7 separate regions of the Mus musculus genome follow, and regions 1, 2, 3, 4, 5 and 7 are each linked to region 6. Evidence: chromatin loops called from intact Hi-C (ENCODE). Cell type or tissue: heart. All regions are shown on one strand.

Region 1 (4,000 bases), 79 kb after region 6:
AGTTTCCAGGAAGAAGGAGTCAGTTAAGTGAAATCTAAGAGTCTGCCAAGCCCCTCTGTAGGACGGGTGTCAAAGGGACAATGGGAGAGACAAGTCTGGTCTCTTTCTGCTGACCTCACAATTCTTGTCCAGGCCTCCAGATACACTGTTTTTAATATTTCTCCTTCTTATGAATCTAAAGCCTGTTCATTAAAAACATCCTGGGAAATGCTGAGTCAAGACATCTACGTCACCCACAAATCTCTCACACGGACCCAAGCAGAACATCAGCGGGAAGTGGGGTCTGGGGAGCCGATCCTGGGCTTCAGAGCCTGGTTCCAGCCCCAGAGCTAGCCCAGGAGCCTGGACACATTCCATGACCTGTCTCTTACCTATAGAACAGGTATACTAATAGTATCCACTTTCAAGGGTTGCTGTGAGAATTAAATATAATAATAGACAAAGCTTCCTTAATGGTTTTTTCAAGACAGAGTTTCTCTATATAGCCCTGGCTATCCTGGAACCCAATGGGTAGACCAGGCTGGCCTCTAACTCAGAGATCCACCTGCCTCTGCCTCCCAAGTGCTGGGATTAAAGGCGTGCATCACCAGAGTCTTTTAAAACTGTTTTGTGTATGTGCCGCTAGCCTGGTCTACAGAGTTAAGTTACAAGACAGCCATCTGGGGTGAGAGGCAAATGAATAAATAAAGTGCACTAAGTGGCCATGCAGCCTTAAAGAGAGGCGGGACTAAGCTATGAAGACGGAGCGCCTGAGGAGCACAAAAGGCTAGATTGGGTTTGGGAGGAAAATAGGAATAGTGTCGGCTTTTGAACAAGAAAGTGATACTGTTGATTTCTGCTCTGAAAGGCAGGATGGATGGCTTTCATCCCATGACCTTAAAGAGTAAGTAGTCTTTGAACTGATGGGTGCCAGGTAGCAGTGAGAGCTCTGGTTTCCATACTTCTGGCTTTCTAGTTGCAAGTGTTCGTTTGGCCTTACGGCAAGGACTTGAGTTAGTGGCTTTAGGGCCAATGTAGTTTTGGGTGATACCTAGCCCACCCTGGCTTTCTAGGACTCTGGAGGAAGCCAGTCTTCCTGGCATCACCAAGGCTGTAGAGGAGACAGACATGGTGGATTCTCTGTTTCCAGACAACTCCTGAGGATTACGAGAAACTTGGTTTCCAGGGGGCTCAAGACTTGGCCAACATGTTCCGTTTCTACACCCTGAAACCTGATCGGAACATTCATCTGACCCTGCGACTCAACCCCAAAGCCCAGACACTGGACCAGTGGCTGGAGCAGCACAAAGGGGACTTTGCACAGCTGTGATCTTGAAGCATTTGTAGGGACAACAAGCACAACAAACACTCTTTCTTGTATACAGTTCTGTGTTTGGGTTTTTTTTCCCTCCCAAATAAAACCATTGTTATCACAAATGGTTTCCCAAAAGAAAAGGCCTCTGTCTGTGGGAAGTGAGCTGGAGGGGCAGCTGCATGAAAATGGGCCCTGAGACCACACAAACAAAACCAACAAAACTGGAATAGGAGGCGCAGGCTTACTTGGTGTGTTTAAAGTCATGAAGTACTTACTCGACTCTCAACCCTGAGCATTGTGCATGCACTGGGAGGCAACACCCCTGAGTGTTTGACACCCCTGAATACCCCCAGGCAGGCAGGACCACAGGCACTGAGGCCACCTGTGCATTCACTCTAAATTGTTGACGGAAGACTAACTGTAGTAGGTAGGCCTAACACTACTTGTATTCTAGCGCTAAGTGCTGGCCTCCAAGATTTGGAGTCTGCAAGGAGCTTCTGGGAACCTGCCTTCAGTTAATTCTGACTGGTAAATAAAGATGCCAGCAGCCAATAGCTGCGAAGAAGAGAGAGGTGGGGTTTAGGTGTCTGGGCTTGGGACTCTGAGGAAGGAGAAGAGAGGAGCCATGCCTTAGGAGGGTGTGCAGGAGGGAAGGAGGGAGAAACCAGAGCCATCACATAAAGGAGCCAAGAGAATGCGGCCCAGAGGGCTGCTCAGTTGGGTCAAGAGCAGCCAAGATGGACACAGAAACTAGTAAGTAGTAACTCGGAGTTCTGGGTGGGAGGTGATTGCAGCAGCGTGGAGGTTAGGCCCTGCTACTGTGCTGCTTGAGGCGGATTAAAATTGAACAAACAAAGATGTGGCAGAGCCATGGACTTGAGGTAATGGTGCCTGTGGCTAAGACTTGCACGATAGGTCAACTTAGCTCTAAGCTTTTCAGAGGGAGTAACAAAGGCCCAGAAAACCCAAGTCACTTGCTGAGATTTCATGATACCTCTGTGAACTTCAACCTGTGTATGGGTTTGTTTTTTGGTTGTTTTTTTTAAAGATTTATTTATTTTTTGTATGTGAGTACACTATCGCTGTCTTCAGACACACCAGAAGAGGGCATCAGATCTGTGGTTGCTGGGAATTGAGCTCAGGACCTCTGGAAGAACAGTCAGTGCTCTTAACCACTGAGCCATCTCTCCAGCCCCTGGGTTTTTCTAACCATTAGCACACTATCTTTTTGCTGTCCATTCCTAACATCAGACTCCTCTAGCAGGGAAAGGAACAGTGGTTCCATCAGGTTCATCTACCATGGACTCTTGGCTGAGGAACGATTTACTGTGTCATACCCTAAAATATGGGATAAACAGACTAAAGCTATGCTGTCTACCTTGAGGAAACTTTTGTCCTTTGTGTGTGTGTGTGTGTGTGTGTGTGTGTGTGTGTGTGTATAGCTGTGGCTGCCCTGGAACTTGCCCTGTAGGCCAGGATGTCCTTGAACTCTGAGAACTGCCTGCCTCTCTCCACAGTGCTGGTACTAAAGGTGTGCTCCACGACCATCCAGCTGAGGGAGTTATTTAGTAGGAAAGCCACAACAATATATATAGAGATATTAAAGACCTCAAGGTGCAAAGAACAGATGGAAATAAATAGCAGGTGCCTGGTATGATGGGTTAGGGCTGTGCATGAAATTAAGATGTAGAGTATGAATGCACAAGACCCCAGGTTTCATCCCCAGCGCACGCGCGCGCGCGCGCGCGCACACACACACACACACACACACACACACACACACACACAAAAGAAAAGAAAAACTTAGAAATTAAGGGAGAAAACCAATCGATCGACCAGTGAAGAGGACAGGAAGCAATAACGATGCTGAAATCTGAGGGCAGGCAGGAGCTGTCTCAGAGGAATAGAGGGAAAATGCAATAAGAAGTGAGGACTTCTGAACCCACTAGGTCAGGAAGACGCAGCAGGTTGTCTTAATGCCAGCATCACCTAACCCTGGCAAAAGCCTGCCAAAATCAAGGTCCAGAGTGGACGCCACCGCTCCTCACCAGCATGTGGTGTAGCCCTGGCTGTCCTTGAAATCAGAGATCCACTTGCCTCTGCTGTTCAAGGGCTAGGATTAAAGGCATGCACTGCCGCCCCGGCTGCTTGATCATTTTCAAGTACGTTGCACCCCAATTCCAGCTTAGATGTCACAAAGAAGTCTAAGATCAAATACCTCAAGAGCTATGTGTAGAAATGAATGCAAACTACGTCTGGAGATAAGCCTTCCTTCTCTAGATGCCACGTGACCAAGGCCTCACCATGGTAATTAGTCCCAGCCAACAGACCCACGTTCCTTTCCCAAGCCTCCTCCCAGCCCGGGACCTATGCCTTCCTGAGAAAAGTGTCTATCCTCACTGCAGTTGCATCCTGTGTCTGTGTATTACCTTGTCCATTCTGTAGACATTTTATTAAAAAGAAATGTTGGTAAGTGTTCCAGGTAACATTACCCGAGTCTTTTTTACTCATCAGCTTTCCCCTAATCTCTTCCCCACTCAGCCCAATGAATCATGCTCATCTCAAAGCCTAATGGCTCTCCTAGGAGCCCGGGCTAGTTAAAAATACAAGAAGCGGAACCACATGTACTTTTTAATATGCAGCTTTGGTATATAGCCCTGGCTGGTCTGAAATTTGCTATGTCAACCTGGCTAGCCTCAAGCTCAC
Region 2 (4,000 bases), 110 kb after region 6:
AAAAACAAAAACAAAAAAACAAAAAACAACAGCAACAACAAAAAGTTGGAGCTCCTACTGCTCAAATCTCAGGCTCTGTTGTACACGCTATAGCAATGTCATTAATCTTATAGTGCCCAGGCTAGTCTCAAACTTGTGGGCTCAAGCCAGCCTCCCACTCACTCTTGAAAATTTCTAAGAATACAGATAGGCACCACTGAGCCCTGCAAGAATCATTTTTATTGGAGCTAGAGAGAAGGATCAGCAGGTAAGAGCTCTTGCTGTGCTTCCAGAGAACCTACCTTTGATAGTCTACCATAAGGAAACTTTGTCATAAGTTTCTGCTGTTACTAGGAAACTTTCTAATGCCAAGACTGATTACATATTCTCTTATGTTCTGTGTCCCTGGAAATCAATCACTATAGAAGTCGGTAGAACTGTTTTGTATAGTTACCCACAATAAGCTTGGACCTGAACCAACCACCCAGCAGCACTTCCTGCACCTGCGTATGAGCTTTTATGGTATAAGCTGCCCCTGAGATGGACTCCAACATAAGAGAGCACCTGCACCAATATAAGAAACTATTTGGAGTAAGACTTCCATTTAGAGTAGGAGTCTAGTAAAGTTTAAGTTCCCAAGACCTCCTTAGGAACTGACATCCTACTTGGCAGAAAAAGACATCCTGGTTAGCAAGTAAAGACATGAATGTTAGACAAAGCCCATCCTGGTTGACAAGTTAGGACATGAATATTATTAGACAAGGCAAGTCCCCTGCCTGCCACAGTTGACTACCCCAACCAATGGGAGCAGGATAAGTGTACAACAAAGACATGTTCCTAAGGAAATCTTCCTGTCTTTAAATCCCGATTGATGAAATAACTTGGCACAAATGTTTGTAGATCTTGGGCTTAAAAGCCCTGTAGGATCTTAGTTCAGGGTAGTGGCTCAGTTCTGAAATCCTGACCATGGCCCTGGTCGACCAATCCTGGAGCATATGATCAATAAACCATCCTGGTCTGACCGAGATCAATGTCTGTGTGATTTGTGAGGCAATTCCTGGACCCCAACATTGTGTGCACACAGATGAGTAGGCAGGGATAGACAGGTGAACAAAAGTAAATGTCCCAGCAGTCAAGAGTACTTGTTTCTCCTTATTTTCGAAGAAGACCCAAGTCTGATTCCCAGCACCCATGTGGCAGTTTAAGACACTTCACAAGGCCAGGGGATCCAACAAGTCTAACCAAGAGCAAGCATAATTACCCACTGAGCCATTTTCCCAACCCTGCCTTCTTTCTCCCTTTTCTTTTCTTTTCTTTCTTTTTTCTTTTTCTTTTTTTTCTTTTTGGGCAGGTTCTCACTATATAGTCCCGAACTATGTAAACCAAGCTGACCTTGAACTTCTGATCTTCCTCCTGAATGCTGGGACTATAGGACTATGTCACTGTGCTGGGGATGGCACCCAGGGCTTCATACATGCCTGGCAAACACTCTACCAACTGAGCTACAATCCACAGCTAAAATCATTTTTAAGGGAAAATTGATGCTCACAGATATTGAGAATAAAGCTATATATCACTTGGTCATTATCATCATACACTCTAGTATGAAAAAAATTGCATTATAAAATGTGTATTTTTGGCTGGGCAGTGATGGTGCACATCTTTAGTCCCAGGACTTGGGAGGAAGAGGCAGGGGGATTTCTGAGTTTGAGGCCAGCCTGGTCTACAGAGTGAATTCTAGGACAGCCAGGACTACACAGAGAAACCCTGTCTCAAAATAAATAAATAAATAAATAAACAAAAATAAAATAAAATAAAAATAAAACTCAAAACAAAGGGGTAGAAAGGGAGGGAAGGGGAGACAAGAGGTGGGAGGGAGGGAGGGAGAGAGAGAGAGATTGAGAGAGAGAAAGATTGAGTCTCAGTGGTTCTTATCTTTTATGGGTCGCGGGGATTATTCCCAGTTTTAGTCTAGTTAATTCTGTCCTGCTATTTCTCAGGTCATTGTAAAACCTCAGGGACCAGTATTGCAAGTCTAATCCTGCAGCAATTGAAGTGTGGTTCCTTCGGTAGGACAGCTGCGGCTCACATGACCTCCGACCAGTGCAGTAGTCCCCCAGGCATCAGGGCGTGACTTCTCAGGTCGTCCTGGCCTCTGAAGAAGGCGGGGCTGAAGGCCGTCGCGCTGAAGAAGGGTGACGTGGGGGCGTGCCTAGGCAGGCCGCAGGAGCTTCCGATTGGTTGTCATCAATAAGGGCGTGGCACCAGGCTGCAGGCTGCTGAGGCGGCAGGCTGCAAGAGTCCAGGGCGGCTTCTCTTCATTCACCTAGTACCTGACGACCCTCGTTCTCCAGCCTGAGCTTGCTCTGTCCCAGCTGCCATGAGTCGCTTCAAGGTGTCCAAGTTTCGGCATATGGAGGCCCGGCCGTCCCGCCGAGAGGTGAGCCCGGCCAGTGGACCCCACTCCCTGGCTTCTGGTCCCGGAGGACTGCCATTCCCAGTGCCTGCCTGTGCAGTGCACACTCTGGGTTGTGAAGACCCTCACCCCACCTCGCCCCATCTGTCCACCCGGAACTTCTCCCTTTAGATGAACCCTAGAGTTCAGGCCGCCCCTTCACTGCTCAGAGGACAGAGTCCGGAGGTCTGATGACGCGCCCTAGTAGTTGGGTGATCCCGGAGGTCGGCCTGGCCGGTTCGCCTCCCCCTGTTACCCCAGGAGGCCTCGCAGCACTCCCAGACGCGAACAGGCCTCTGTTTCCGGTCGGCCTTGCTGGGAACCTGGCTGGGAAACTGTCGACGCCGGTCTCCCCCTTCCAGCAGTCTAGGATCACCCCTGCTCCGGGCCGGCCGGGCTGTGGGAGAGATGCATCTCTTTCTTGTGGTCTCAGTGAGAGGGAAGGTATCATCTGGAGAGGGAGCCCCTGGGGCCAGGCAGGCTTCCTCCCTCGAGTTTCTGCCACTCTTCCTTGTCTACTGGTGCAAGCTCTTCCTTTACTGGGGTGATGATACTAGCGGTTGTTGGGGCCTGGAGAAGCCTAGAGCAGGTGGATCCCAGATGGAGTGTCAAGAAGGACACTCCACTCGGTGAGGCACTGGCCTTTCTCCCCCTGTGTTATTTGGACCTCTAGTGTCCCAAAGCAAGTTAGGACAACCGTGCTCCATTTTCATTCTCTGGACAGTTAGCCTTTCTGTACCTATTGTGTGCTGCTCAGCTCTCTAAAACAGTGAACATTGTGACATTTCCCCTTCTCTGTGGAACTTAACAGCCTCTGGTCAGCAAGCACAATATAAATCCACTGAAGAATCAGAACACCCGGGGGTATGTGGTGGGCTGTGATGTAAAGAAGTGAAGTAGAGTTGAACGTAATAGTATTGTGGAGGACAGTGCCCAGGTGGGTGGATTTCAACAGAGGCCAGAAGGGTGAGAAGAAAAAAAGCCAGTAAAGAAAAAGAAAGTGGCCGGGCGGTGGTGGTGCAGGCCTTTAATCCTAGCACTTGGCAGGCAGATTTCTGAGTTCGAGGCCAGCCTGGTCTACAGAGTGAGTTCCAGGGCAGCCAGGGCTACACAGAGAATCCCTGACTCGAAAAACCAAAAAAAGAAAAAAGAAAAAAAGAAAGTGAACCCAGGGTGGACAGAGGCCATTAGCCAGGCAAAGCTGGTGACAGATGAGTTACAGGGCAGCCCTTCAGAGGAAGAAGTTGAGTTTTGTTATGAGTATAGTATGGCGCCATTGAAAGCTTGAGAGGAAGTACACAGTGCTTAGATTTGGATGCAGACTATTACTAAGAGTGCAGTAATGATTAGTGGACGGATCTGGAGAGACCTTCAGGGCTCTGTGGCTTCTCTCTGTATGGACCTCCTTCTAGTAAGTTAATCAGACAGGCCCACAGAACCGGGGGCCTCAGGAGTGCTTGTTACTGAGGCAAGAAGGATTGCAGATCTGTGCTTTGACACCAACAGAGGGAATGGGGTCCTTGATCTCAGTTGCAGGGCGAGCGCTCTTCTTTCCCATATGCGGGG
Region 3 (4,000 bases), 64 kb after region 6:
TTCAAAGAAACTAAAAACATTGACAAAACAGCATGATGTACCCACCTTAATCCCAGCACAGAGGAGGCAGAGGCAGTGGGATCTCTGTGAGTTGAGGCCTGTCTATAGAGAAAGTTTAAAGACAGGACTAAATAATTTTGAGAGAGCCTGACTCAAAGGGGGGAAAAAAAGATTTAGGCTGGGCACTATAGTGCAAGCTCATCATAATCCTAACAGTTAGGAGCCTGAGGATCTCAAATTCAGTTAGTGCACACTACATGGCAAGATTTCCTTCTCAAAACACAAAACACTGGGTAGGGTTGTGGGCTCAGTAGTAAAATACATGCTCATCTTGTTCAAACTGCACCGCCAAAAAAAACTTTCTTAATAATTATGTATTAAATGACATTTATAATAACTATTATAAACTGAAGCACTATACCAGAAATAGGAACGCACAAAACCTTCTACATGACTAGACTGTTTAAGGCCAGTATGACCACTTAAACAAAACCATTTCTAATCTCTAATCCACTTCTGAAAAAATCACAGGATGTCTATGCATAACTAAGATCTTCAGTGCTGTTATCTCGCCTGTGGAATGTTCGTGGATTTACTTCACGAGTCTCTTAATATTCTCACTTTATAGGTAGTAAAACACTCAAGGATTTAGAAAGGACTGGAGAGCAAGCGCTCTCCCTCAACTGGACAGTATATGATATTTCTGTCTTTCGGGAACACTCCCTTCTCTAGTTGAGTTTGCGGTGCCCACAATTGAACACAGGCCACAACTGGTCCTTCAGAACCAATTTAAACGGCATGACACAAGACAGTCCTTGTGCAAGCAGTGTGCAAGGCGGTCCAGGCAGTTCTTACAGAGCAATTAAGTCACCTGGAGCTCTGTGCTTTGGTGGTGACAGGTGACCTCCTGGGCCAGACCAACCGGCTACATCTACGACTGAGTCCTCCCAGTCTTGCACTCAGAACCACAGGTCACTCATCAAGTCCCCACAGGGATTCTAAGGGATCTTGCCACCGAGGGGAGCCACTGAAGGCTGGCCAACAAGGCCGCCACGCCCCGGGCTCCTCCGGGACCTCAGGTAGGCTCATGTGCTGCGCTGCTGCACTAACTTCGACCCCGGAGTCACCTCAAGAGCATTCGTGACGCTGGGAGGGGCTATGCCCCACGGGAACACCAGAGGACTCTTGGGGATGGAGCTCAAAGCCGTCTAGAGCGCGACGTCCGCGGTTTCGGGCTCATTTGACGCTCAAGGCCCGCTCGGTGGCCCCTCTCCGACCCCCAGTCTCCCGCTCGCTCGCTCGCCCGCCTCAGCCCGCTTCCGGCCACCCCCCGCCCGACGTCCCCTCAGGCTGAGGACGAGTCGCGGGGGGACAGCGGAGCAGAGCTTCGAAGAAGGCCGCCGCCATGCAAGGACCCGGGAGGGGAGGACGGGGCACAGAGCGGACCACTCACCGTCAGTGGCTCCGCAGGTCAGTCAGTCTCCGCGTCTGCGACTCTCTCTGTACCTTCGCAGCCGAGAGGGCGAGCGCCAGGACGGTAGGACGTGCGCACGCAGCGAGGGGCGGAGTCACCAGGCCACGCCCCCAGGCGCACGGCAGCTAGCGGGAGGCTCTTGGGCGAGCCGACACTGCCTTCTGAGAAAGCTTCGGGAGTGGGGAGTAGTAATGTTAACCGGAGAGGAAGGAAGCGTGTCAGCCAAAGCCAACTGCTTGTTGATCGAGAGTGGGGGCTCAAGCCTGGAATCCCAGCACTCGGTGGGGGACAGGGGTGGGGTTGAGGCTGGAGAATTCAAGAGCAACCTGGAGAATTCAAGAGCAACCTGGGCTACAGTGTGAGCATTTGTCAGTGCTCAAACAAAAACACAAAAGGGTTGGGAATGTAACTTGTTGGGGAAGAATTAATAGATTCTTTTTGGGGGGGCGGGGTGTTTCGAGACAGGGTTTCTCTGTATAGCCCTGGCTGTCCTGGAACTCACTCTGTAGACCAGGCTGGCCTCGAACTTAGAAATTCGCCTGCCTCTGCCTCCCAAGTGCTGGGGTTATTAAATGCATGCACCACCACTCACTGCCCAGCACTTAATTACTTTTTTAACTATTAAAGTTTTGGTTTGGTTTTGTGCTGGAGATGGAATTCTAGATTTTGAGTAAGCTCTCTTACTGAGTTATGCTGAGGGACATTTCTGTGCACTCTGTATTCTGTCTGATTCCTGTACCCAGAGGTCCAGCTCCAGTCTCGACTTTAGTATGACTCAGTATTTTATAAAATATTATTCTCTATCACCTCCTGATTGGTTAAATAAAGAGCTTAATAGCCTATGGCTGGGCAGGAGAGGATATGGCAGGACTTCTGAGGCCAGAGACAGAGAGAGCATCTCAGGTGGGAGAGAAGGGAGACAGGAATCCGAACAGGAATGAAGGAGGAGGAGCCAGAGCAAGCCTGAGAAGGCAGGAAAGGTCCACATGGCTGGGAAGTAGGCCAGCATACTTGGTTAGAATAGCTTAGAGTCTGCCTGGCTCTGCGCCTCACCTTTATAATAAATATAAAGGTCTCCGTGTCATTAAGCAAGGAGGACATAGAAAAGTTCCTTACTTTTGCAGAGTTATGTCTCCCCAACCCAACAAATGTTCTCTTTCTACCTCTCTATTATTCAGGTGCACGATGCACCCACAAGCTAGGAAGATTTCCACACTAGAAGCTTTAACCAAATTTGCAGAATCTTTTCCTACTCAACACTATTCACAAAAAAAACAACAAGTTCTGGAAGCAGCCTAGATAATCTAATTGATGACCAAAGTATGAAGGCAGTTTCTGCATGAGCAGGACCAGGGTGTTGGATTTTATTGGGACAGAGTTACAAGAAAGTAGTTTATGTAAGCTCTCCTCAGAGCCTTCTTTTCTGTGTTGTTGTTGTTGTTGTTGTTGTTGTTGTTGAAAGAGGACACACTACTAGGGATTGAATCCAGGATCTCCAGCATGCTAGACAAGAACTCTCCACTGTGCTATATTATCAGAGCTTTTCATGGTGAACATTTCCAAAAACCAGAGTACCACCTCTTTTCTTACCTAATTTATTCATTGCTAGATCTGTCCTGGCACCAATGGGTGTCCTAATATCATAACGATTTAAGGTCCTTCAGTCCCTATGGCTTCCTTTTGTTTTGTTTTTCTAGACAGGATCTCAATATGTAGCTCTGGCTGTCCTGAAACTCTGCAGACCAGGCTGGCCTCAAACTCAGAAGTCTGCCTGCCTCTGCCAAGTGCTGGGATTAAAGGCATGCGCCACCACTGCCAGCTCAGTAGGGCTTTTTAACAAAGTAGAGGCAGTCAGGTGTTCTCCTGGGGGTAGGTGTGATCATTAGGGCACTTGATGGGTGCCAGTTGGAAGCAAGATAGATTAAAGAGACCCATCTCTTATTGAGGCACTATACAGGTGTTGGACTCTGGTAAAGTCAATGGCTGTTAAAACCACTGTTAGTGATTTTAACACTAACACTTAGCTAAAGGCAAGCACTCCTTCTAATGTTTGTGGTTCTAAAAGTAAGCAAAGATGTTCAGGACGGTCCAGTGTGACTCTTCATTTGATGGCTGCCTTAGACTCTTTCTTGCTGCCTACCTGTCTTTAAGGAAAGGACTGTCATCCAAATGGCTGTTCTTCTGCCAGAACCAGACATCTGGAACACCCCACAGACACCTCAAGAACCAGACATCTGGGACACCCCACAGACACCTCAAGAACCAGACATCTGGGACACCCCACAGACACCTCAAGAACCAGACATCTGGGACACCCCACAGACACCTCAAGAACGCTAACTGATGATCACAGATGATCATATGGGCTCCCGAAGGCTGGTTCAAACAGTTTGTATTGGACCTTTTGATTTCACGAGTCTCAGTGAATTCAAGATGACCTTACAAAGATGTGCACCTAGGCTAAAAGAGAAGCTCTTTTCCTCGTGGCCTCGCAGAAGGATGGAGATCAGTGCTAAGAGGCAAGGT
Region 4 (4,000 bases), 120 kb before region 6:
CTACGATGGACCATTTAGTGTCTATCTCTTTATGCCTACCTTTTTCATTGAGCATGCTTTCCAAGTTCAGCCACAATTCCATTCCTTTTTTATGCTGCAGAGTTATTCTAGGTGGTGGGTAAGCCACATTGTATTTGCCTGTGTCTAAGTTGTTGATCAATGGGCAGTTTTAACATGAACACTGTGAACAGTGCTATCATCCAGTCTCCTGTTTTGGGTGAAATTTTATTATGTAATTGCTTGATGAAAAGCATCCAGTTTAGCCGGGTGTGGTGGCGCTCGTCTTTAATCCCAGCACTCAGAAGGCAGAGGCAGACGGATTTCTGAGTTCGGGGCCAGCCTGGTCTACAGAGTGAGTTCCAGGACAGCCAGGGCTATACAAAGAAACTCTGTCTTGAAAAACCAAAAAAAAAAGAAGAAGAAGAAGGAGGAGGAAGAAGAGGAGGAGGAGAAGGAAAGAAGAAAGAAGAATAGAGAAGAAGAGAGAAGAAAGAAGAAGAAAGAAAGAGAGAAAGAAAGAGAGAGAGGGAGAGAGAGAGAGAGAGAGAGAGAGAGAGAGAGAGAGAGAGAGAGAAAGCGTCCAGGTCAAGCCCCACCAGAGATGGAATGAGAGCAACAGTGAGCTACAGAGACCACTTGGTCCATGCTTCCCTTTCTAGGCCAGCAGCTGCCTTCTCCCAGATATGGTTCCATCCTCGCCCACCCCAAGACGGCAGCCTGGGATGGAACAGGTCCCAATCTCTCCACAAAAGCCTACTGTCCTGGAACCCCTGGCCCTCACCCTGCACCGGAGAGCAGAGCAGGACTCAGGGATTCACCTGATCCATACCTGTGGGCCATCCCAGGAAACACTCTCAGCTCCTGCTTGTTCCTGTCACAAAGCTTTACAGCCTACCCAGTCTCCAGAACCCTCTTGGTATCTCAGGGGAGCACACGCATTTCCATGTATTCTCACTAAGGAGTTACACAATTCCTTTTGTGTTTGGAAGCAGGATACAGGCAATAGAGGGGGTAGCAGCAGATGGCCATGTGGGCAGTCACAGCATCAGGTTGGGCAGGGACACTGGAACCACTGGAACCATCATCACCCAGGACAGCATTTCCCACAAATTGGGACATAAGAAAGCAAATGACCTTCCTGGGTTACTGCCTTGCTCTGAAATGTGGTCTTGTGTAAGCCTGCACCACTCAGAGAAGCCACTCCAGAATGCTCCTGCTGATGCTGATGTTGGCAGTTTGCTGCCCTCACAAGGTCATAAACTAAGACCAAGGAGAGCCTCTCATACAGGAACTGCTTGTTTAGGTGTTAGTCAGGTAAGCTAGCTACAAGAGCAGAGCTCCACCCACCCCCATGCAAGGCTGGAAGCAGACCAGCAGCAAGCCTGGGTGCACTGGGCTCTCTTGTGCTCCGAGCGGTCTCCAAGCATTCATTCTCTTCTCAGCTACACTCCGCATCCTGGAAGGAGGCAGCTGGGCTGGGTGAACTCCGCACAGAACCAGACAGAACCAGTGGCTGTGGTCCTGTCCTCCCCTCGCTCCATCGCATTCCCATTCTTGCAGAGCTCCCTCTGAGTAGCCCAGGAAAGTGACAGTGGAAGGGGAAACATTCCCACCACCAGAGGGAGCCAGAGGACGCTGCTTGTTTTTTTTATTTTCACATTATATGTGCGTGGGTGTTTGACCTGCAAGTACGTCTGTGCACCACTCGAGTTCCCCAGGGTTACCTCATCATCCTTCCACTCGGAGAAGTCAATCTTGAAAGAAGGCAGGGAGAACTGCTGGCTAACGCCTCTCTTGTAGTGGACGGTCTCAGATTGCAGAGAAGGGTTCTTACAGCTGTACCTGAGAGCAGCAAAGCAGCCACCTGACTCCTGTGGAGCCATGGGCCCCCCACCCAACCTCCCACCTCCTCTGGTACTCCTCTGAACTGGCAGCCATTTGTTCTATAGGGATTGAAAGCTTCAACCATCCCAGATAGAAACAGGAAGCAGCCAAGTGGCCTCCCTCCCACTGCCAGCTCTGCTCACCCGGAGGCTGCCCAGCCATACTAAGTGGCTATTTCTTCCAGGGCCCATGCCAGCCTGATATCTCTGCTGCCTTCTAGTTGGGAAGAACATGCCCACTAGGTGTTTGGTGCATTCGCTTTTTCTGAATGATCACAGTGCAGCACACCCTGTACCAACCCTTCTTCATAGCTGCTTGCTTCTCTTCTCAGGCATTTCCACATAGTGTGAGGCCTTCGCTTCAATGTGAGTCACGTTATGAAATGTCCTGCCCTCCTCCTGAGTATAATGTTTCCTGAACCTCCATGCTGGTGCACTGAAGCTTTGCTCTAGTGACTCAGAGACTAGCTTCCTTCCTGTCTTGCTAGTTCCCGCAATGCTTCAAAGACCAGCCTTCTCCTTATGCAAAAGCGCATCTCATACCTCAGGCTGACCACTAGGAAACGGAGAGCTGAGCTAGTATCCCCATTCATGAATACAAGCCATGGCCCTCGCTGTTCCCACCCTGACCCATGCTTACTGCCCCAGGGCTTCTCTGGGTCTCTAGGACAAAGGCCACACTCAGAGCCAGGGAAACTGGGTGACGTCCCTGCTGTCCTGACTGTCAGTGCCAGTGTGGGAGGGAGCCCCACAGGGAGGTCCAGCCTGGATGTGGTGAAAAGGCCAGCCCAAGACAGGAATCTCAGTACTCTAGCCTTTAATTATATGCTGTGGGACCCCAGAACCACAGAAAGTTAAGGGGGCAGGAAAGGAACAGGAGGGCTTCCTGTCCTGCAGCTCAGGACACAGAATTCCTGCTGGCTGTGTTGAGTCCCAAGCACAGCACCTCAGGCCTGGAGCCTCCTCTTTCTCTGACTTGGTGATCTGGTGATGGTGTCAGGCAAGCCAGTTAACTGGAAGGCAAACAGGCCTCACGCAGGTCTCAGAAAAACGTCTACCAGGACAGAATCTCTGAGAAGCCATGTTTAGCTGGCCATCTATCTAGCCCATCTGGTGGCAGCAGGACCCTGTTCTTACATATCTCATAGAACAAAACAGAACTGTTGATCTGGATGGGCTGGGGTGGGCGCCCACTGCACTGAGGTCCCGCCCACTGCACTGAGGTCCCGCCCACTGCACTGAGGTCCCGCCCACTGCACTGAGGTCCCGCCCACTGCACTGAGGCCCTCACCTCCTCTGGAGCAGCTCCAAAGCACCTGCCCAGAATCCAGGGCTCATCTGCTATGGTAGCTCCTCCCAGGACAACTCAGAAACAGGAGCTCTTCCCAACTGTCATCATACTGGAAGCCCAGAGAGGCTAGCACAGCACACGGGTCATACTGCCTGTAGCAGGTTGGTAGTTCACCCCAGGGCTTGTGCTGGCCACCTGGCTCCTCCCTACTGACAGCCATCACACACTGGAGCGCTGTTACATTACCTCAGGCCACAGTGGAACCTCTAAGAACCACGTGTGAGAAGTCATCATCTTCCTACTTGTGTAGCACCACTCAGGGAGTCAGTTGATGACCCAGTGCCCAGTCCTGAGTCTTACAGGAAAGCCTCGAGTTTTCTTAGCCAGCAGCTAGCTGTGAACAGCTATTCACACAAAGTACCCAAAGCAGCTGAACTCCCCAAATCTCATTGCCGGCTGAGGAAACTCTGGTATAAGACTTTACATACTCTGACCACATAAGCAGGCACAGAGCTGAACAGCACTCACAGTCCTCCTCACTCCCAATTTCACATCTGAGCTTCTCTAAGGCCTTCTCCGATGTCAGAAGGGCCCAGACATGCTCCTACCCATCTGTGCAGCCACTCAGGGCAGGGTTGGGTTTCTTGCTGAGGCAGCCCTGCTGAGATCATGCTGTGGTTGCAGGGTGCAAACCCCTAAAGTGTTAATACTCATATTTTAAAGAAAATCTCCTAAAGTTCAAAATCAGAATTGTGATATAACATAATACATAGTATTTGGTCTTTGCCCCAAGCTCCTGGCATCGAGCTCCCAATGGAGGCTGCAG
Region 5 (4,000 bases), 100 kb after region 6:
AGAGCAAGTTCCAGGACACCAGAGAAACCCTGTCTCAGAAAGAGAAAAAAAAGCCAGAAGACGGCACTGGATCCCTTGAAACTGGAGGTATAGATGGTTATAAGTTACCAATTGGGTGCTGGGAATTGAACCTGGGTCCTCTAGAATGCTTGTAACATTGTAATGAGTCATCTCTCCAGTCCCTCAGCAGCTGATCTTATGATCCAATTAATAAATCTCTGATTGCCTATATCCTATAGGTTCTACTTCTCGAGAAAGCTCTAGCACAGATTAGCTATGGCTGACAGGTAATAAAACCTTCGTACTTACTGAACTATGACTCTACATGTTGCTATCTAGGCCCTTGAACACATAAACACATGCAGAACCCATTGGGGATAGTCAACTCCAAGAGGAATGCTATGGTAATTTGAATGAAAATGGCCCCCACAGACTCACAGGGAGTGACACTATTAGAAGGTGTGGGTTTATTGGAGGAAGTGTGTCACTAAGAGTGAGTTTTGGGATTTCAGAAGCCAGCCCCAGTGTTGCTTTCTCTTCCTGCTGTCTGCTGATCCAGATGCAGAACGCAAAGCTACCCTTCTAGCACCATGAAAAAAAACTTGCTGTGGCCATGGTCTCTCTTCACAGAACTAAAACCCTAACTACGGGGCTGCAGAGATGGCTTACTGGTTAAAAGCACTGACTGCTCTTCCAGAGGTCGTAAGGTCAATTCTCAGCAACTACATGGTGGCTCACAACCATCTGTAATGGGATCTGATGCCCTCTTCTGGAGTGTCTGAGGAGAGCGACAGTGAACCCATAAACATAACATTAAATAAATAAATAAATAAATAAAACAGAAACAAGAACAACAACAACAAAACCCTAGCTAAGACACAGGGTCATTCTCCAATAATTCTGTAACTGGTCAATGGTTCTCTCACAGATATTTGGTTTCTTCCTATGTGCTTTACGGTCTATTTTTACAATTGCTAACTTAAGTCATCAAATAAGGACTGATTTGATCAGTCTAACTGGGATTTCCCGAGATCAGCTATCAATATGAATTACCTGAGTATATTTATTGATCAGATGAACCTTGCTCTTGTTTTGTTTTGTATGAAGGCAGACTATATAGCCCTGCTTAGCCTTAAACTTACAGAAATTCTCTTGCCCTCAGCCTCACCAGTGCTAAATTACATATATGCCACCACTTCGGGTCTCTTTTCTTTTTTAAAAATTACACCTATTCCTTTTGTGTACATATGTGAGTGTTCAAATGCTATGGAACTCAGCAGGGGTCAGAGGACGATTTATGGAAGTTGCTGAGGATTGAACTTGTCATCAGGCTTGGCAGCAGATAGATCGCACCAGCCTGTTTTCTTCATTTAGAGTCTAAGTTAGCAGAACTAGCAGGGACACAGCACCACCCTGGACTGTATGATATGCCAAGCTATCTTGTGCAGTGCAGACTCTGATGTGTGCACAGAGCTGAATGGCCAGTGAATGAACCCACAAGTCACATTACCTCATAAGCTTCTGCCAGCTGGGAAAACTTCTCCTTGGCTTTGGGATCATCCTTATTTGTGTCTGGATGATATTTCTTGGCAAGCTAAGGGGAAAAAAAGTAAATTACTATAGATATGGATAGTCACTAAAACAGAACCCAAATACTTGCTACAATTATGTCTCTTTATAACAGCTGTCTCTCTTAAGATAGCAACAAAAATTTTTTTTTTTTTTTTTTGGTTTTTCGAGACAGGGTTTCTCTGTATAGCTCTGGCTGTCCTGGAACTCACTCTATAGACCAGGCTGGCCTCGAACTCAGAAATCCACCTGCCTCTGCCTCCCAAGTGCTGGGATTAAAGGCGTGCGCCACCACGCCCGGCCAAGACAGCAACAAATTCTTAAAGCAAGATTTAAAATTTGAAAATAAATCATTCCTTCACAGATGTCTTAGGGGCCAGAGAGATGACTCAGCAGTTAAGAGCACTGGCTACTCTCCCAGAGGTCCTGAGTTCAATTCCCAGCAACCACAGGGTGACTCACAACCATCTGTAATGAGATCTGGTGCCATCTTCTGGCAAGCATGTACACATGCAGGCAGAACACTCCATACATAATAAATAAAACAATCTTTAGGAAACAAAGCATTTACTACTCTTGCAGAGGACCTGGATTCAGTTCCCAGCTCTGATGTGTTAGATCACAACTCTAAAACTCCAGTTCCTGGGGATTTGATGTCCTTTTCTGATCTCTGAAGGCACCAAGAATGCATGCAGTATATGTACATGAGACAAACATGCATGCACACAAACCAAAAATAAATATATGTTAAAAGTAATAAGTAGGGTCTGGTGAGATGGCTCAGCAGGTAAGACCACTGACTGCTCTTCCGAAGGTCCTGAGTTCAAATCCCAGCAACCACATGGTGGTTACCTGTAATGAGATCTGACACCCTCTTCTGGTGTGTCTACAGTGTACTTATGTATAGTAATAAATAAATCTTTGAGCCGGAGCAAGCAGAGGTCCTAAAATTTAATTCCCAACAACCACATGAAGGCTCACAACCATCTGTACAGCTACAGTGTACTCACATATATAAAAATAAATAAAGGGCTGGTGAGATGGCTCAGCAGGTAAGAGCACCCGACTGCTCTTCCAAAGGTCCTGAGTTCAAATCCCAGCAACCACATGGTGGCTCACAACCATCCGTAATGAGATCTGACTCCCTCTTCTGGTGTGTCTGAAGACAGCTACAGTGTACTTACATATAATAAATAAATAAATCTTTAAAAAAATAAATAAATAAAAATAAATAAATAAATCTTTTTTTAAAAAAGTAATAAGTAAATACTTGACTAGCCCTTTAGCATCCTGGTGCTCTGAACCTATGCAACAGGGAAGCAAATAACCTGCACAATTTTGGTTGGTTGGTTGGTTTGGTTTTACAAGTCAGGGTTTATGTAGCCCTGGCTGTCCTAGAATGAGCTCTGTAGACTAGTATGGTTTTTTGTTTTGGTTTGGTTTGGTTTTGAGACAAACTGGCCTTAAACTCACAGAGCTTCGCTTGCCTCTGTCTCCCAGTACTGGGATAAAAAGGCAGCACAACCACACCTGGCTTGCCTGCTGTGCAAGGTTTTGAAGAATTACGTAATAAACGTATGACAGTTACTGCTATAAAAAATAAAGAAATTAAGAATTAAGAAAGAATTATGAGGAGCTGGAGAGATGGCTCAGCAGTAAGAGCACTGACTGCTCTTCCAGAGCTCCTGAGTTCAATTCCCAGCAGCTACGTGGTGGCTCAAAAACATCCATAATGGGATCTGATGCCCTCTTCTGGTGTGTCTGAAGTCAGCTACAGTGTACCCCTATATATAAAATACATAATGATAAAACTGCTTTAAAAAAAAGAGTAATGATGTTTACCTATATAATTTCTATTTATTTATATATGTCATAATTGTGTGGACAGCATGGTGTACGTGTGAAATCAGTTCTCTCCTGACTTTAAATGGTTTTGGAGGAATTGAACTCAGGTCACTAGGCTTGATGTCAAATGCCTTTACCCACTGGGCCATCTTACCTGCCTCTTCTCTTCTTTCTTAAAACGTTAACAGATTGATATCACATTCATTGCCCACCAAAGGCACCCCAAACTCCATCTTTCCCAGATCATTCCATAGGCTCGGCTGCTTGTGACCTGCCTTAGCAGGCTATACATCAAGGCAGTAAGGACCAGACAACATCAGCACCAAGCTGGGTTGAAGAGATGGCTCAGTGGCTAAGAGCACATACCCCTTTCCCAAAAGACCTGAACTCAATTCTCAGCCATGTTAGATGGTTCACAGCTGCCTGTAACTATAGTCCCAAGGGGATCCCTTACCCCTGTCCTCTGTGAACATCTGCAGTCATGTGCATATTCCACAGATGCACAAATTTAAAAACTAAAACAAAAGCCAGGCATGGTGGCACATGCCTTTAATCCCAGCACTCGGGAGGCAGAGGCAGGCAGATT
Region 6 (4,000 bases):
ACAGAGACACAAAAACACAGGAACAAACCTTCACAAGACAGCCTTCAAGCAGTCACAAATTCAGACAACAGAGGACGGAAGGCACAAGAAGCATGAAGTACAGAATTAAAACCTAAACTTGTGGAGCTAGAGAACTGGCTCAGGAATTGCTGCTCTTCCAGCGGTCCTGAGTTCAATTCCCAGCAACCACATGATGGCTAACAACCATCTGTAATGTGATCTAATGCTCTCTTCTGGCATGCAGGTGTACATGCAGATAGAGAACTTATACATAAAATAAATGAAAAAACAAAAACAAAAAACTCTGAGCTTGTTCTTGATTGAAGGACTCAAAGGGGAAGTGCTTTTATTTCTTTAATGTTACACTGATGATTACTGGTAATTCCAAGTTAATCATTAACGGGTATAATTCACACAAAGGACATCAAATCTAGTTTTACTTAGAAACACTAGATGGCACTTCAACTCTACCCTTAGGGCCATTTTAAACAACAAAACCACTAACACTATACATGCAATATTTTGTTAACAGGTTGCTCTTAATTAACCTCAGTTAACAATGCACAGGATCCATATGTCCATGAATAAACGTGAAAATACAAGTATTGATTTTGGAATAATATGTTACTGGTCAGATGAAATGTGCAGTACAAAACCCGTGACCAATGAAACTCAGTTGTAGTTCTAATGCTTAAAACTCCTCAAATTGTGATGTCTCCCTGCCTGTAATCCCAGCACTTGACAGACTGAGCGGTAGGAGGATGGTTGTGAGCCTGAAAGACTCAGAGGAACACCCTGCCTAAACATACAAAAGGATCCGTGAGATGGCTCATGGGTCTTTGCCATTTTGGAAGACCTGAGTGAGAACCAAAGCCCACATGCTGGAAGGAGGCCTGACTCCTGAAAGTTGCCCTTTGACATACATGCGTGCCTCACACACACACAAATACAAAAGAAAAAGAAGAGAGCTTTAGTTTCCATGTGCAATAAATCCAAACTTCATTGATGACCTTGGTGCTGTCTTCCAGTCTTCACCTTGCTGGCCAAAGTGCCTTTCAAAAGTTCATCTATACCAGTCTTCTTTCTTTTCTTTCTTTTTTTTTTTGTTTTTGTTTTTTTTTGTTGTTGTTGTTGTTTGTTTTTTGGAGACAGAGTTCTCTGTATAGCCCTGGCTGTCCTGGAACTCACTCTGTAGACCAGGCTGGCCTCGAACTAAGAAACCTGCCTGCCTCTGCCTCCCGAGGGCTGGGATTAAAGGCGTGCGCCACGACTGCCAGTCTCTTTCTTTACTTCACACCTCATCCCAACATAGCCTTTCCTACCTTCCCTACTCAGAGGCAACACTCTAATTCTGTTGGGACATCCTGTTGCTTTCCTTTGAGATGCTGGTCATTTTGTGGCTTATTTGTGTATTGTCTGTCAGAGTGGAATCTGTGTGAGGGCAGGGACAGCTGGTGTGGTTCACAGCTTCATGAAAGCCCAGGCAGCTTAGGGCAAGGGTGGTAGCTCTCCCTCAACTCTTGGGGTGCGCAGCACGCCTGGCTGGCTGGCCTGAGGGAGCGCTAGCACCACCATCTTTCTTTCGAGCCTTTCCCCCCCCCATCATAAAGGCCTGGGGAACTACCACTCGTTCGTCTCCCACCCGCAACGGGCCTCCACTGACGTCATCCAAGCTCATTGCGTGAGGCGCGAAGCCCCGCCCTAAGGCGAGAGGCCAGGAGGTTGGGCCTTTCTCCACAGCCTTGCGGTTCCCTCTGGACAGCTACGGGGCTGAGGCAGCCTTTCCTGCGGCAGCGCTTGGCCGGTGAGGGGCTGGAACTGACGGTGAGTCACCTCTGAGACTTCCAAGCGGCTTCCGAAGGGACCCCTCTCACACGCCGAGGCGGGGGCTAGGCTTCGAAACCCTCCGCCCGCGTGACCTAGCCCGCCGAGCTCCGCCCTCACCCGCCGCGCGGTGGGTGCCGGGAGCTGTAGGCTCCCGCCTCAGGGAATGCTGCGGGTGCGCCGAAAGACTACAAATTCCAGGGTCCTCTCGGTGCGGGGGCGGTGAGTGCTGCGAGTCCTCTGGTAGAGGGGCTCCTCGGAGCAGCGGGCCGGACCACTGCAGATCTCTGTCCCTCTGGCCTCAGGCTTCTGGATTTCGAGGTAAACGGGCCTGGGTTGTCGTGGTGGAGTCCGTTCCCTCCGAAACGCCACGCAAAATCAGGGCAGTTGATTTCGGCGTGGCTGCAGCTGCGGGGCTGCGAGGGCTAGCATTCCAGGGCCCCGAGCGAACTGGGCCTGCAGACAGGGGATATCAGCCAGAGAAGGGCCAGCCCACTCGGGTGATTATCACGCCTTTCTACTTTTCTGTAAGCGACGGCTGTACGAGCCATTTTCCTCGGGGTATGGAGGGTTGAGGAACGGCGATCGGTCGGGGAGGATCCCTGAGGTAAGCCTCAGAGACCCGCGGGTGACCTTGGCGGTCCTGGAGGAGGCCGTCTCGCCCTCTTTCCCCCGCCGGTTTGCAGGTCTAGACTTGGCTCTACGTGGCGCTCCGGCAGGACGTTAGGAAGGCGAGGGGCTGGCGAAGCCCCAAGCCATCCAGGACCTTGGAGAAGGTGGGTCTCCTGGGACCTCTCAACAGGTGTCAAGGAAGATGGAGTGATCAGGATAGGATCCTCTGTATCAGAAAGACCTGGACTTTCCCCATTCCCCAGGATCTGATTTGAGTATTTATGGGGTAAGGCCCAGAAATCTGCATTTAGTAAGCTCTCCAGAAATTCTCATGCACACTTGGAACTGAGAATCTGTGTCTTGGGAGTAAGGATCAGGGACTTTGGGGAGAGGGCATGCAGTAGTTTTTATATCAGTTTTGTAGTGTACTCCAAACAGGGCATTTTCTGGGCAAATAGGACTGCTCTTTCTGGTCCTTAGCTTGTTGGTGCTGACCAGAGTTGGGTGGGAAGAAAGAGGTGAACATGTCTGCTCTTCTTGCTCTCTGCTCATAATAAGAAAGATATTTTTGGTCACTCACTATCTCAAAGACCTCCTCTACCTTGACATTAGTTAGGAAAAATTCAAAGCATACAAAAACCGTTGAACTTTACAGTGCACACCTATGGACTACCACCTAGAATGTACAATTAATATCTTTATTGGGTACTTATCCTTCAGTCTTTTATTTTCATGCCAAAGTACATGCAGATAATAGTATATTTCCATTCCTAGTAAAGCTTACATATTATTAACTAGACTTAGAAATCTTGTTGCTTATTGATTTTTTTTTTCCCCTTGGCTATTTGAAAATCAGTCTGCCTCCCAGTCCTGACGATCCAAAGGGTTTTGGAGGGTTTCTATAGGATGTGTTTTTAGAACCAGGAAAGACCTTTACATGGATGTTGAGAAGGTAGCTGACCAGAAGAAAGAGGGAATGTGTAAAGAACACTTCAGGGGACAAAACTGTTTTGAGAGAGAGAAAATGGAATGTGTCCCAGAGGCCTGGTTGTCCCAGCAGATTATGCTGGCAATAATTAAAGTGAGTTGTCTGCTTGTTCAGTCCTTGGCCTTGTTCTCTTGGCTCTTTTGTATGTTTCAAGCTTGCCCATTTTGAACCTACTGGTGCCATGGATGTTTTTTAAGCTTTAGAACAGGGTTGAAGTGCACAGTTGGTGACCTCATAGTTACAGCTTTGAGTCCCACAGGCCTTTGTAATTGGCTCCATAGCTATGAACACCAGTCTGTCACACACTCTCTTCATTTGAAAGGGAGAAGAGACTGGCTCTGTGAAACTCTCTGTCTTGTAAGTAAAAGATCTTCTAGTGAGACATAGCATGTATGGAGTTCTCCAGAGTTCTTGGTCTTTCCTGGGGTGGGTGTTGGAAGTGTGGATGAGAGGTTTCTTGTCCTGTGAGAGAACTTAGAAGTAGATTGTACACAATAGAAATGGACTCATTTCTGGGAGGCACTGTGTCTTGTAGGAGAGGCTGCAGGGTAGGTATCCCACTACAGAGGCTATAGC
Region 7 (4,000 bases), 230 kb after region 6:
ACACATACATAGGCAGTAAAGGTTCTTTTGCCAAGATGAGGTTTTGAGAATTAACCAAAGTTAACCAATCAGATGAGAGAGAACGCCTCTCCTAGGCCTATATAAGCAGCACCAGTTCTGGGCTTGGGGTCACTTTGCCTCTGCAATCAAGCTCTCCCAATAAACATGTGTGGAAGGATCCTGTTGCAGCGTCGTTCTTCCTGGCCAGTTGGGCGCACGCAAGACCCTATTATAAAGCTGTGTGAGGGGGGCTAGTGAGATGGCTCAGTGGATAGGAACACCAGACTGCTCTTCCGAAGGTCCAGAGTTCAAATCCCAGCAAACCACATGGTGGCTCACAGCCATCCTTAACGAGATCTGACTCCCTTTTCTGGAGTGTCTTAAGATAGCTACAGTGTACTTACATATAATCAATAAATAAATCTTTTTAAAAAAGCTGTGTGAGGCTGTGTGTGGTAGGATTTAAAAATCTCTGGTGGTACACACCTAATACCCCAGCACTTGGGAGGAGGTGTTTGAGGCCAGCCTGGGGTACAGGAGACTCTTATCTCAAAAAACAAAAACCAAGGGCTGCAGAGATGGTTCAGCATCCAGCACTGGCTGCTCTTCCAGAGGAGCTGGGTTCAATTTCCAGCACCAACATGGTGCTCACAACCATCTTTAACTCCAGTCCTAGGGGATCAGATGCCCTCTTCAGATGCCTTAGAGAGCACCAGGTTTATACCTGATGTACAGAGACACCCACAGGTGAAACAATCATACACACACATACACACATCTGTGCAGTGGTGGCTCCTTTAATTCCAGAGGAAGCAGGGGGTGGGGGGAGGAATCTCAGTGAGTTCTGTGACAGTCAGGGCTATATAGTGAAACCCAGTCTGGGGGTGGAGGTGGGGTGAAATTGCCTTTTTTCATATTCTTTACTTCCTTTAAACTTTTAAAAATTAATTTCTAAGTATGTATGTATGTATGCTAAAGTGCACATGCCAAGGTCAGGAGAGAATTTGTGGAAGCTGGTTCTCTCTTTATACCACGGGGATTCTGGGAATAAAAACCAGGTCATCAGGCTTGCAGGCCAACATCTTTACCTATAAAGCCATTTCACCTGCCTTCCTGATTTTTTCTTCTCCCATTTCTTTGTCTTTTTTTTTTTTTTTTTTTTCCCCGAGACAGGGTTTCTCTGTATAGCCCTGGCTGTCCTGGAACTCACTTTGTAGACCAGGCTGGCCTCGAACTCAGTAATCCACCTGCCTCTGCCTCCCAAGTGCTGGGATTAAAGGCATGCGCTACCACCGCCTTGCTTCTTTGTCTTTTTTAGAGGCACGATCGTATCTTCGATCTCCAAGCGCTAGAATTCTGGATTACAGGTGTGCAACTGCACAGCCCAGCCGGCTAGGAAGTGCTGCTTTTCAAGTTACGTGTCCCTGGGATTAGATGCTAATTGATCTGGCATCTACAGTTAGAGATCAGGTTGGTAATATTGAACAATGTTTTCTAATAATACCCAACAATTGTTATAAATAGAAGTATTTCAACTAAGAGGCTCGATTTGGGTGGAACCTTGGAAGGCAGCGAATGGGTCTGGGAAAGGCGCTGAGCTGGAGCGAGGACATTCCGAGGCAGGCGTGGGCTTCCTGAGCCTGGGGCCAAGCCCTCCAGGAGTCTGGGGAGGGCCGGGACCGGAAGGTGGGGGCGTGTCAGAGGACGGAAGCTCACCCCTAAAACGTCCCCTCCCTTGCCCCAGACCACCACTCCCCCCCCATTGTAGAGCGCGCCCTCTGGCGGTGGAGCAAGTTTTATCCCGCCTTCCCCATGAATGAGAAGCTGCAGCCCGCTGCGCGCGAAGTCGGAAAGTAAGGTAGTGAAAGAGGCAAGACAGGACCTGGCAGCCACCACCAGACCTCTAATGGATATTCGGACCGCGCTGGCAGCCTGCCTCAGGGCCGCTGCTGTTCTGGCTTGCCTCCGCCCTTCCCTTCCTTCCCACTTGCTCTCTCTTCCTATGGCAGCCCCAAACATCCGAGGTACCTTGCGCACCTGCCTGTACCCTTCGCAATCTAATTTCCTAGCACCAGTCAGAGTTTGGGCCAGGCAGCCACCTGGGTAAAGACGGAGGGAGGAGGCTGGCGGGTGGTCAGAGTCAGCCCCAAGTTACTTGTGGGAAACAGTGGCTATGACGCAAGTTTCCAGGGGGCCCGGGTCGGCTCGAAAGGGAGCGCGCCAGAGTGGCTCTGCTCCGCTCCGTGCAGTGGCAATTATGAAAATGCAAAAGCCTGAAGCACACACCCAAAAGAGCCTTCCCTTTGCTGCTGCAGCCCCGCCCAGCGCGTCCTCCAGGATAGCGGTGCGCAAAGACCCCGCACTGGGCAGTCCTCACCGGACCCTGGACTGCACAGACTGGGATCCCGTGCGGTGGGGCTGGCCTTTTTTTTTTTTTTTTTTTTTTTTTTTTTCTTTTTAGCTACGCTTGCCAACCTGTCAGCTGATGGACCTCATCACCCATAGTGGCGCATGTAGCTGGGCCGCTGTTCACTCCATTCACATCGTGTCCCCCCACAGCCAGCTGTCGACCCCTGATTCCTGATCCCAGGGTTAAGTCTGCAGACCCATGTAGTAGTCGGTCCCAAGGAGCTTGCGCCCTTCTCGCCCCAGCATCCAGTCGCCCTGGGGGGGGCGCTGCAAATAGTCCTTTGTTTACATGCAATTCCTTACTCCGCGGAAGGAGGCCGGGGAGTGCTGAGTTTTCACCAGCTGTTTCCCGCCTTGAAACAGACATCTGATCAGCTGCAAACACACACACACACACACACACACACACACACACACATACACACGCCCGGGGAGGCAGGCTGGAGAGACCTCCCGCCCGCCCCTCCCGCCCGCCTCCCTCCCCTCGCCGCTGCTGCTGCTGCCGCCAGCATCTGGGACCGGCCGATTCTGCACCTCCGTCCGGCGCTGCCCTTTGATTCGGATTTCCATCTTGCATTCTCCGGCTGACCGCGAGACCTGGCTCGTGCACAGGAGGGGGGCCTATCGCTATGGAGTATTTCATGGTGCCCACTCAGAAGGTGCCCTCTTTGCAACATTTCAGGAAAACAGAGAAAGAAGTGATAGGAGGGCTCTGTAGGTGTGTACTGCTCCTCCCCCCAACCCCTTCTTCCCATTGCAGCCCCCGGCCAGCCCGCCCGGGCGGGTGCGCGTGTGCGCACGCATGGCTCGCGCCTCCGAGCTCGCTCGCCTTTCTTAGCTACTGGGTCCGCTGCAGTCTCTGGAACCCTGCTTGCGTTGCCTAGGGACCCTCTTCCCTTGGAACGTGGGGACCCCGAGAGGTTCTGTCCACTTTTGTCCGCTGCAGGCGGGCGAGTCGCGACGTTTGTAAATTGCAAACAGACCCACGTGGTGCTGCAGCAGTCCCGGCCATGCTTGCTGCTGGTGGCTTTCACCCAGCGCTTCCTCCTCCCCCCGCCAGCTTTGGCTTCCTTCCTTTTCCTTGCTTACTCGCGCTTTCTGGGAACCCTCTTCTAAGGAGGTCGTTTTGGGGGGGGCCCGGAGTGTGCGAGAGGACAGCTACAATGCTGCCATGCCGCGGTTCCAGGCTGCGGGGAGGGGGGGCGGGGAGCCGGGTGGTGTGAACGTTTGCAGAGAACAGGGCTGCAGCAGGGTTGGGGGCGTGCTCGCTCGAGGTTGCGAGGCGTACGTGGACCTTTAGTGGCCATGCTTCAAGCAGGGAAGTTGCGGTCCCCCACACGTTGGCAGTCACTAGTCGCACGTTCTCCGCCCGCGCTCGGGTGCTGTTTACTAGCGAGGCCTGGACGTGACTCTGCAGCCCTCTTGGAGTAGGCGGGCCTCTGCGCGCACGACCTCACGGGAGCTGTAGTTCTCTATGCCGGGTCGGTGCTGCATTGTGGGACTTGTAGGCGCTTCGGGGCCACGCTTTACTTGCACAAAGCTCGGCCGTAACCAACTAGGTGGGCTAAGCAGGCCAGGTGGGGAGGCCTTT

What was found. Hi-C counts contacts between places; a loop is a spot of excess contacts. Peaks named below come from ENCODE experiments on the same cell type or tissue, not always from the same donor. Only the 100,000 strongest peaks of a DNase experiment are listed, where the experiment ranks them.
Region 1: it touches region 6 in a loop (2.3-fold over the local background); 16 of 42 quality-filtered maps call a loop at or near these places.
Region 2: a loop joins it to region 6, with 2.4 times the contacts of the local background. A loop is called at or near these places in 14 of 42 quality-filtered maps.
Region 3: a loop joins it to region 6, with 3 times the contacts of the local background. A loop is called at or near these places in 15 of 42 quality-filtered maps.
Region 4: it touches region 6 in a loop (2.0-fold over the local background); 2 of 42 quality-filtered maps call a loop at or near these places.
Region 5: it touches region 6 in a loop (2.8-fold over the local background); 18 of 42 quality-filtered maps call a loop at or near these places.
Region 7: a loop joins it to region 6, with 2.9 times the contacts of the local background. A loop is called at or near these places in 2 of 42 quality-filtered maps.

What each region holds. Positions count from the first base shown.
Region 1 is chr16:4,708,733-4,712,732 of GRCm38, reverse strand. It overlaps Nmral1 (NmrA-like family domain containing 1), which reads left to right. Exons shown (of 5, transcript NM_001290761.1): 5 at 1,130-1,416. The coding sequence ends at 1,309. Among named protein-coding and RNA genes, the nearest start is that of Nmral1, 8.6 kb to the left of the region's middle. In heart, a CTCF peak has its summit at 2,403 (motif pointing right); no DNase peak of the experiment used is centred here.
Region 2 is chr16:4,677,971-4,681,970 of GRCm38, reverse strand. Coro7 (coronin 7) reads left to right here and starts at 2,251. Exons shown (of 28, transcript NM_030205.4): 1 at 2,251-2,419. The coding sequence starts at 2,360. In heart, no CTCF peak of the experiment used is centred here; DNase peaks (open chromatin) are centred at 2,180 and 2,730; H3K4me3 peaks cover 1,634 bases; H3K27ac peaks cover 1,545 bases.
Region 3 is chr16:4,723,925-4,727,924 of GRCm38, reverse strand. It overlaps Hmox2 (heme oxygenase 2), which reads right to left and starts at 1,564. Exons shown (of 6, transcript NM_001136066.2): 1 at 1,454-1,564. In heart, no CTCF peak of the experiment used is centred here; a DNase peak (open chromatin) is centred at 1,574; H3K4me3 peaks cover 1,982 bases; H3K27ac peaks cover 1,488 bases.
Region 4 is chr16:4,911,532-4,915,531 of GRCm38, reverse strand. It overlaps Mgrn1 (mahogunin, ring finger 1), which reads right to left. Exons shown (of 17, transcript NM_029657.4): 5 at 1,725-1,842. Among named protein-coding and RNA genes, the nearest start is that of Nudt16l1, 26 kb to the left of the region's middle. In heart, CTCF peaks have their summits at 1,620 (motif pointing right) and 2,475; DNase peaks (open chromatin) are centred at 1,631 and 2,341; H3K4me3 peaks cover 670 bases; H3K27ac peaks cover 1,262 bases.
Region 5 is chr16:4,687,575-4,691,574 of GRCm38, reverse strand. Dnaja3 (DnaJ heat shock protein family (Hsp40) member A3) reads right to left here. Exons shown (of 11, transcript NM_001135112.1): 3 at 1,511-1,594. Among named protein-coding and RNA genes, the nearest start is that of Dnaja3, 5.5 kb to the right of the region's middle. In heart, CTCF peaks have their summits at 786 (motif pointing left) and 2,063 (motif pointing left); no DNase peak of the experiment used is centred here.
Region 6 is chr16:4,787,976-4,791,975 of GRCm38, reverse strand. It overlaps Cdip1 (cell death inducing Trp53 target 1), which reads left to right and starts at 2,035. Exons shown (of 6, transcript NM_025670.5): 1 at 2,035-2,145. In heart, a CTCF peak has its summit at 452 (motif pointing right); DNase peaks (open chromatin) are centred at 1,695 and 1,785; H3K4me3 peaks cover 2,784 bases; H3K27ac peaks cover 1,916 bases.
Region 7 is chr16:4,558,555-4,562,554 of GRCm38, reverse strand. It overlaps Tfap4 (transcription factor AP4), which reads left to right and starts at 2,835. Exons shown (of 7, transcript NM_031182.2): 1 at 2,835-3,127. The coding sequence starts at 3,039. In heart, CTCF peaks have their summits at 1,581, 1,804 (motif pointing left) and 2,681; DNase peaks (open chromatin) are centred at 1,934, 2,194, 2,684, 3,864 and 1 weaker place; H3K4me3 peaks cover 2,636 bases; H3K27ac peaks cover 2,533 bases.